Linked DNA regions of Mus musculus: region 2 is linked to region 1. Evidence: chromatin loops called from intact Hi-C (ENCODE). Cell type or tissue: heart. All regions are shown on one strand.

Region 1 (5,000 bases):
GTGCAGAGGCCCATGCTTATACTCTTGCCCGGCGCTTACATGGGCCCCTGGAACAAGGCACATAGAACCTCTGTGGGACTCTATTTTGTAAAATAGAAATACTGCATGATTAATTCACACAATCCATGGACGTGGGTAAAGGAAGCGTAGGTATCTAAACATTATAAAAACCCCATGTCAAGCATCTTCTCGTGACTCACCAAGATGGGGCTTCTTTCTGAACCTGCAACATGGTGATTGGCTACCCTCCCCCGGGGGTCCCATCTCCATTTGGCTTCTGGGAGGGTGCTAAGGATCTGAACTCCTGTCCTTGTGATCACACAGTAAGTCCTTTACCCAATGAGCCATCCTCTCCCAGTTATTTCTATTACAGTTTTACACCCACTGAAGAAGACCTCACAGGTCTTTCCTCTGTCTGTCTTGCTTCTTCAAGGGTGGAAAGTTTGACTCAGTTCATGATCCAGGGACTTGCCACTGCTCATCCTTCCTCCAGTCCTCTTCCCTTAGTAGGCAATGAGACAATCTTGTCTCCTAGGCCAGATTTGCTGTCTTTCTTCCTGGCCTTTTGTTTTGCCATGGGCCATCTGAGCTTCAGGGTAACATATGGTGGTGGTGGTGTGGTGGTGGTGGTGGTGACAGTGCTGAGGGCAAGGCGGCGTGGCCTGCAATAATGTGATATTTTTGGTACCTGTCTCACACCTGATCTCCATCGCTGTAGTCACAGGGCTGAAAATGACTGACGACCCTCTCTGTCTGCGTCTCTGCTCTTTCATCTTTTAGAGACTTTTCTTAGAGAAACATCCTCACCCGGGCACAGCAATGGCTGAGGTCTGGGTCTGATTTCTCTGTCCTGTCTAGAACATTATCACCTCACTCTCCAAACTCCTTCCCTCAAGAGAGCCTTACTGTTGACTGACCACTGTCATCATGGATTGTTCCTAATTCTCACCATTATGAGATTACTGTGGGCATTGCTGCAGCTCACCCAGCTTTCTCCCTGTGCATATACTATTTTCATGAGTCCATTGCAGAACATGGCATTATAGCATGCACGGGGCTCAGTAATTTCTGTGGCTGTTTATACACAAGTCTGAAGCAACTATGAAAATTCGGGAGCCGATGCATACTAGCATTTATAGAAAACCAATTTCACCAGCTTCGTCTGCTGCTGTTGTTAAAATATATGGAAAACTATGTTTTGATTTACTGGTATGTTACCTTCAATCATTTTTATTTGCTTGATTTTAAAAGTAATAGACAATTTTTTTTTGTAAAAGCCATTTCTTCACATTGTACTTTTATTTAGATGTTTCTTTTCCTTTCCTTTCTTTTTTTTTTTTCTTTTTGACATTCTATTGACTAGCTACAAGGAAAAAAAAAGAATCATTATTTTTGTGTGGGGCTTCTTTCTTTTAAACACTGGAAAGCAAGCTCTGGGCCTTGTGTTTTATCACTGAGTTCTATCCTAAGCCTTTGCTATTTTGAGACAGGTTCTTGGTTGCTATGCAGTTCAGCCTAGCTTTTAACTCACTACATACAGACTTTGAACTTGAAATTTTCTTGCCTGTGTTTCCTGGGTGCTGGAATTACAAGGGGTGAACTAGATGTCCAGAGTGAGGAGACATCTGTCAAGTTGAAAAAGTCATTTGGAGTCACATATAGGAAAGAAAACTGTTGATTAAATTGAGTAAAACATTATTTTAGAACAATAAATCAGTTATAATTATAAAGTAATGACTGATTGTGTGTGTGTGTGTGTGTGTGTGTGTGTGTGTGTGTGTGTGTGAGACTTCAGAACTGTCTTTGAAGGTAATCCACCCAAAATGGGAGAGGATGGCTAGAGAGATGACAACAGCACTGGCTGCTCTTCCAGAGGACTCAGGTTCAATTCTCAGCACCCACATGTTGACTAGCAACTCTAGATCACAGGGGATTCAGTGTCCCACCTGGCCTCTACAGCATCAGGCATGCATGTAGTGCTCAGACATCTACACTGGCACAATCTCCACACACATACAATAAAATAATAAATAATGCCATCTAAGGTACATTTGGAGCAACTGTGTTGGACAGACAAGTATTACATTATGAATTCATATTTCATTATTTAATTTCTTGAAGACTGAGCCTTCTCATATTTCATACTCAACTAGAGATATCCATTGATTGCCTTGAGAAATGCTGGAGTTACTATATTGTTACCAAGAATGCAGAAAGAGGCAAACTTCTGACTTCCCAAACTGGATATTGGCAATCAATCATCTGTGAGACTTCATTGTGAAAGAAAGGAAAATTCTAACTTCTGGCTCCCAGCATCCTCCTCTAACACATCCAGATCGGTCTTGGAGATACGATCATGTTTTGCCCAGCACTGAAGACGGTGCATGCACAGTGAGAAGAAATAAGTAGGACAGAAGGACAGAAGGACACCCTTGCTGTGCTGGAGGGACAGAAGGACACCCTCTCTGTGCTGGAGGGAGACATCCAGAGAGGAGCAGGGCAGAACTGAGCTGTGCTGTCCTGTTTGTTTCTGTCTATATTCCAGGGGCTGGGTAAGGAGTCCAGAAGGAAGTGACTAAGCACATTATAGAGGCAGAGGGCTCAGGACAATCAACAGAGCAGAAGGTATCAGGAATGTGTCGATTAGGTACAGGGAAATGTCCAGAGTCTCTGCCTGAGTTGATTTTTTCCTCTGTATTTTGTCTCTGTCTTATGTTATTATGTCCTTTAGGAGACCCATAGAGGCTTGGGTCTTGAGAAGGAAATCTGAGTGGGCTTCATGTGATTGGAGCCAACACACCAAACCCTGGAACACAGCACCACACAATGCCATGTTTCTCTTTAGGTGATGACGTATTGGTGGGGGCCGGCCCAGAGTAAAAACTGGAGTAGCTGCTAACTTCAGTGACTACAGATGCAAGTGCTCTGACAGATACCATTGGGTGAGTGAGTGTAGTGGTTTGAATGAGGAAGGTTTCCTACAGGCTCAGGTATCTGAACATCTGGTCCCCAGCAGGTGGCACTGTTTGGAGAGGATACAGGACCTTTAGTAGGTGGAGCCTTGCTGGAGAGAGTGAGTCACTAGGGGCGGGCTTTGAGGCTTTATCGGTTATTCCCACTTCCTGTCTCTCTTGTTGGAATGAAATGCGATTGGACAGCTTCCTCTTCCTGTTGTGAGGTTTTCATTGCCTGTTGCCATGCCTGAGCCTTCCCAGCCATTCTGGACTTTCATGGTCTGAAACTCCAAGCTAAAATAAACACTCTCCCCACCAACTTACTTTTAGTTATGGTGTTCCATTATAATAATAAAAGCAGAAGGTTCCTGGCATGTCAGTTTTGCATGTAGGATTCTAACTACCCTTGTACCTTGGGCTTATAATCATCTTTTCTCAAGAGGCACACTTCTTTTGTCCCTGTTTGTGGTGTGTGTGTGTGTGTGTGTGTGTGTGTGTGTGTGTGTGTGTGTGATCTTTACTTACCTGGTTCTCTTTCAGTGTTATCTGCCCCTGGTCCTTGCAGCCAATGAAGGTTCGAACACACCTATAAATCTTCTCATGCTCTTCTACTCTCTGAACAAAGTTGGCTGGAAAGAAACCAACCCTGTCCTGAATCTTTCCCTGAAATGGAAGAGGAGGCGTTCAGTGGCAAATGCAACATTTATTGTAACTGTCATCACCAAAGGATTCTTATTTCTTTTTAAAGTCTGAAACACTTACTTTCCACCAGTCTTCATTGGAGTCTTCTAGGAGAGTGATCATGTCTCCTGGCCTAAAAATGAAGGATGCATGAGTTAGGGGGGCAGAAGTCAGATGAGGAAGAGAAAATACTCTTTAGCGTGAGGTAGTTTTTCATTCACGCAAATTATCCTAAAATAAATAGAAGTAAAGGAAGCATGTTTCCACTGGCTCTTCCCTTCCAAGGAAACGGAAAGTAAATATTCACATTGCAAAAATGGCCAGGCTTAGTATTCAATAAGTATCAGGGTATATTTTGCCCCAAAGTATATCTTCCTCCCATCTTCTGTATTTCCTATCCAATTTCCTCATGCATTTGATATGTAGATACAGGCTATATTTTGCTTTTATATTGTTTAGTAATTATTAAAGCCAGTCATTCTCCTTATTATTATCTTTATTTGGGATGGTTTGATTGGATTAAAAAGCACACAGGCAAGACTGGGGCGATGTCTCAGTGGTTAAGAGCACTTGGCTGCTCAACCAGAGGACACAGATTCAATTCCCAACACCCACATGGCATCTTACAACTGTCTGTAGCTTCCGGTCCAGAGGATCTGCCACCCTCACACAGACGTACATGCTGACAAATGCCAATGCAGGTGAAATTTACAAAAGAAAAGAGAAGAAAAGCAGAGTATGGGTGAGGCAAGGTTTCATGTATGTTGATCAGGCTGGTCTCAAACTCAGTAAGTAAATAAGGATGAGGGAAGGCTCTCTTTGCATGTTTGCCTCTTTAGAGCCCAATGCAATTTCTAAGGCTACTCCAGACTCAAGGGACAGAAGGCCCCACATTTGTGAGAGGTACTGCAATATCTCAAGCTATGGGAAGGAGAGCACACACAGGGAGGGAGGAACTTAGAGCAGTCAATGTTACTGAAAACCCAGAGTCGGGGATTTTGCCCAGTGTTTGAATTGACTCCTATACCCAGGGGTTTATTTTCATTTTTTTATGAGTACAAATTTAAAAAAAAATTAAGACCTATTATCACATTGTTGCCCAGGCTGGCCTGGGACTTATTTTGTAGCCCAAGCTTGTCTTGAACTTGCTGTGGTCTGCTGGCTTCAGCCTCCTGGTGTGGGGATGCCCAGGTTGTGCCACAATGGCCTGTCATTTTTGGGCCTTTGGTTATCTGGGAATCTCCCAAGATTCCTGTTCTTTCCTGTTCCCCTCCCAACATTCTTATGAAGTCTAGCTGTTCTCTTACTAGATGAATTCACATCATTTGAATTCCTATGTTATTAGCCTTACAAAGTTGGTAGACA
Region 2 (5,000 bases), 76 kb before region 1:
TAAGGGTTAAGAAACCATCTATTTGCCTATATAGCATCACTGCAAGGCAGTACTTCTTTGTAGATTTTCAGAGATCTGCTCAAAAGGGTGAGTTAATGCCTAGTGATTATTATATATGTTTAATAATAACATGAAAAGCTTATTAATAGCAGGAATCTTTCCTAAAATGAATTTCTCTTGGGTCTTGTCTATCAGAGCTATGTTGTAGCTATTAATCCAAGGCAGACCCATCTCAGGAAGATCACCTGCTAGTTATTAGCTTGTTGGTTCCTGACACTTAGGGGTAGACATAGGAACACCAGTCACTTCCTGCCCACTACAAAATCCCATCTCTCTCCCCTGCTGGAGGTGTCTGGCTTATATGATCTGCTGTCACCACCAGACATAGCTGGCTGAACTGGAGGTGGACATTTGGCACATCCAGCCAGGCAAACATTATTCCCCAGAATTTGGGAACAGATCCTAGTCTCTCAGCTCTGTGGAAACCACACAAGCATGGGGAACCTGGAGCTGGTGGATCAGGGACAACCATGTTACTGTCTCAACAAACAAGCAAAAAACAAAACAAAACAAAACAAAACAAAACCAGAAAAAACCCAACCCAAACCAAACCAAACCAGGCCAATAACAACAACACTCATCCAACCAACCAACCAATTCGAGCCTGTGGTAGATTGTACAGTTTAATATCTGCATCTCTACTGGCCTTCCTATCCTTTGCTGTTTCTGAGAGATTATGCTTTCCTGCCTTAAGGAAGTCATATGATTTGCCTTAGCCAATGGGATTCAAGCACTTAAGTCTATGCCCAGAGGGATTAGACTTAATTGCCCATTTAGCTTGGTCCAAGAGCTTCTGCCACCTACCACAAAAAGAGCATGTCCTGGGAATTTCTGGTTCAAAGAAGACAGACCCTTAGAAGGGACCAGAAGCTGGCCTGTACACAGGAACAAAGCGGCCCTATCTGACCTTCAGAACTACCAAGGAGAACAACAGATGGATGTAATTATGAGCCGTGGGAACATGGGGGCTGTGAGACACCGTAATCAGCCCTAACCGGACTCATGGTGAGTCCCTTTAGAGGTAGAACATTCTAGTAAGCCATTTATAATGATTAATGTTGATCGCCAATTAACAGAATCTAGAACATCTGGTGATGGGCCTCTGGGCATTTTGTGGGTGGATTATCTTGATTACACTGAGGTGGGAAGACATGCTCACTGTGGGCAGCACAGCTTCCTGGGTTGGGACCTTGGGATATAAAGATGGGGAAGGAAGCTCAAGCAGCGGCCATCCTCTCTGTCCTGACTGCGTGTGGGGTGAGCATGTGCTCTGAGTTCCTGCTGCTTTGACTTTCCTGCCATGATGGCCTGGGTCTTGAGTTGAGAGCCAAATGAACCCATTTCTCCTGTCAGTTTCTTTTTATCAGGGTATTTTATGACAGCAACAGGAAAAGGAACCAAGAAATTTCTCCATATGAACTTTATCCATTTACCCATCCATCCACACCAAATAAATGTGTGTGTGTGTGTGTGTGTATGAGAGAAATAGAGAGAGAGGAGGGAGAGACAGAGAGAGAGACACAGAAAGAGACACAGAGAGAGAGAGACATAGACACACACAGAGACACAGAGATGGACACAGAAACACACAGACAAAGAGAGGGGGGAGAAACAGAGAGCAATGCACACAGAAATAGAAAGAGACAGAGAGAAAGAGAATGTTGTATGGTTTCTGGAGAGACACAAACAGATACAACACCAATGGCAAACTAGAGAAGTGATTCTGCCTCAATCTAGCTTGGTGATCAGTTAGTTGATTAGGGTTATTTCCAGGAGTATGGATGAAGAGTTACTTACAAGAGCATGTGTGTCTCAAAGGTGGCTGCATGGCTGAAGAACCCACTGTAGCATAAGGGATAACTCTGGGAAGCTGCATCACCGGAGTTCCCTGCTCAAGTTGCAGGCAGCTCTCCCGGAGTCCACCTCCTCATCCCTCCCTCTGTTGCTTACCACGTGTATACACAATCTTACATTTTAGATAGCATGTACCTGAGTCTTGTAACTTTAGTAACTTTCCTAGCTGTGGAAGTTTAGTTTTAAGTCTTTTGAACCTCTCTCCCTCCATTCCTCCGTCTCTCCCCCTCCTTCCCTCTCTCCTTATCTCCCCCTCCTTCCCTTTAAGGGGAATGTTTCAATTCAGAGGAAATAGCTACACAGTAGTCAGAGAGACAGAGACACAGTTACACATAGAAGCAGAAAAACAGGAAAACAAACTAGAAAGAATGAAACCATTTTATACACTGTAAGTTAAATATTACAGACAACAGGAGGTGCACCTTTTTGTCTTTTCTTCTCTTCCTTCCTTTCTTCCTTTCTTTCTTTCTTTCTTTCTTTCTTTCTTTCTTTCTTTCTTTCTTTTTCTTTCTTCCTTTCCTTTCCTTTCCTTTCCTTTCCTTTCCTTTCCTTTCCTTTCCTTTCCTTTCCTTTCCTTTCCTTTCCTTTCCTTTCCTTTCCTTTCCTTTCCTTTCCTTTCCTTTCCTTTCCTTTCCTTTCCTTTCCTTTCCTTTCCTTTCCTTTCCTTTCCTTTCCTTTCCTTTCCTTTCCTTTCCTTTCCTTTCCTTTCCTTTCCTTTCCTTTCCTTTCCTTTCCTTTCCTTTCCTTTCCTTTCCTTTCCTTTCCTTTCCTTTCCTTTCCTTTCCTTTCCTTTCCTCCTCCTCCTCCTCCTCCTCCTCCTCCTCCTCCTCTCTCTCTCTCTTTCTCTCTCTCTCTCTCTCTCTCTTTTTCAACACAGGGTTTCTTGAAACCCTGATGGGACACACTCGCTCCATTTCTATGACCAGTGTGAAGCATGTAGCTGAATTCTTGGGCCTCTGTTGATGTGAATGCCTCCGAAGACATTAGCTGACCTCTGGCAGAATTTCCCAGTATCCCCTAAAATGCAAAATAAACCCTACGTTGGAATCCAATTTTCTCTATAATCAGTTTGATACTTGGTGTGTATTTGTGTTAACATTTTTTTTTGATTATTTAAACAACAAACACCCTCAAATCATTTAAAAATCTTACAGAGAACTTGATTATGTTGATGAAGGACAAACTGGACTTTCCACATTTGAGCAGCAGGTGGCGCTCCTGGCATTTGGAATCGCACTGACGCAGCGGCTGAGCTCGATGGTGGAGGATGCAGTTTGCTGCTGGTGCATTGCAGTGGGCAGGAGGTGGTGATGCATTTTATTAACTTCCTGTTTTGCTTGAGACAAGGTCTTGTTACATAGCCATGTTGGTGTCAAACTTGTAATTCTCCAGCCTCAGCCACCTCAGTATTGGAGTAATTGGTGTGTACCCCACTGGAGTATTGGGTCATCCACACTCATTCCAGGCAGGAGGCCGGGCTACTGTTGAGCCTTTGGACTATGTTCTGTATTTGTTCTTTTAAGAGTGAAAAGTAGTTCTCAGTCTCTATTTTATACGAACCCGGGATCATTCTGTTTCCAGGGATAGGTAGCTGCTGAGACTGCCCCATTGTCCACCCTTAGGGCACCTCAGGATCTGGTGAGGCCAGGTGCCCTGGCATTTGGGTTCCTGGGTCCCTAGCTCTTTTTGCCCTGTTACTACCTAAGGTCTTAGGACCTCCACATGTCTCACTGCCTGATGCCTGAGAGCCTTAGAGATGCTCCTGAGAGCAGTGACTCTGCCTGGCACTGTCGCTCAGCAGCCCCTCCCCCAGCTCTGGGACATCAGTATCTCCTCATTGCTAAGGCAGGAAAAGGACAAACTTTGACCCCCAAGTTGGTTCTTCATCTTTTTTTTTGCCAAACATCCTAAAGGCCAAGGAACCCAAAGAGCTCCTATAGGAACCCAAGGAGACAAAGGCAACCGGGAGCAGAGAAAGCTAGAGGCTTACAACGAGCCTCCCAGCTGTGGGTCTGCAGAGCCTACTGACCTGCTTTGCCTGCTCTGAAGTGGGCAAAGTAGACTACACTAAAGCAGACTCCAGAGCACTTTCCAGAACAGTGTGCCTGTCTTGTCTGCCAGGATTACCCTGGTTAGGATTGTACATTATCATGGCTATTGTGAACACCGCTAGCTGGAGATACTAGTGCCCTATCCTTAACTAAGTAAAGAATCTCTGTGGACATCCTAATAAGAATCTGAAGTGTGTGTGTGTGTTTGTGTGTGCCTCTGTGTGTGTGTGTGTGTGTGTGTGTGTGTGTGTGTGTGTACAGGTGAGTGTGGAGCCAGAGGATAGCCTCAGGTCCTGTCTACTTTGTCATTTGAGACAAGGCCTCTCAATTGACCCGGGGTCCCATAGGCTGGCCAGCTAATGGGCCCCAGGATCCACCTGCTCTTACCTCTTCAGTGATGAGATACAAGTACACACCACCACGTGCAGCTCCTTAGAAGGGGTTCTTGGCTTGAGTTCAGATCTGAATGCTTGCATGGTGAGCATTTTATTGCCCCGGAGTTCAGACTTAATCTACCTTAGCCAAGAAGCTGAGTAAATTACTTTATTTGAAGTTAAACTAGGGTTTTTTGAGTTTTCCCTTACTACCAGGGCCGGTGACATCTTGACAAATGAGCAAGGGTGAACAGGTAAGTGTTCCTGATAGACTTCAGGCTGGGCAGCCTGGCAGCTCACTAAATAGCCACCAGGTGGCGCTGCATACAGCACTGCAGGCCACCTTTCCCGTGTGAGTCGCTGAGCCGTGGCTGGCCTTGGAAGTAGCATTGCTTGGATCAGGAAGGGTAGAGTTTTGCTTGTGCACAACAATGCCTTGCTGCTCATGCTCCTGACCTTGTACCCTAGGGACTGTAGCTATTATTGGTTTCTGATGAATGCTTTTCTGACAATCTGGCTTAGCATCTTTCTCATTTTCTGCCTTGCTGGGTTTAATGTCTCAAATCGGGATATTTCTGTCTGACAGATAAGGGCTGTATCATCAGAACAAGATGTTCTTGCTTGTGGTGATAAAAAGCCTCTACAGCGCTCGGCCCTGGCA

What was found. Hi-C counts contacts between places; a loop is a spot of excess contacts. Peaks named below come from ENCODE experiments on the same cell type or tissue, not always from the same donor. Only the 100,000 strongest peaks of a DNase experiment are listed, where the experiment ranks them.
Region 2: a loop joins it to region 1, with 2.2 times the contacts of the local background. A loop is called at or near these places in 3 of 42 quality-filtered maps.

What each region holds. Positions count from the first base shown.
Region 1 is chr9:111,568,785-111,573,784 of GRCm38, forward strand. It overlaps Stac (src homology three (SH3) and cysteine rich domain), which reads right to left. Exons shown (of 11, transcript NM_016853.3): 9 at 3,717-3,768; 10 at 3,480-3,617. Among named protein-coding and RNA genes, the nearest start is that of Gm36088, 2.6 kb to the right of the region's middle. In heart, a CTCF peak has its summit at 3,006 (motif pointing right); no DNase peak of the experiment used is centred here.
Region 2 is chr9:111,492,604-111,497,603 of GRCm38, forward strand. No RefSeq gene overlaps it. Among named protein-coding and RNA genes, the nearest start is that of Dclk3, 56 kb to the left of the region's middle. In heart, a CTCF peak has its summit at 3,122 (motif pointing right); no DNase peak of the experiment used is centred here.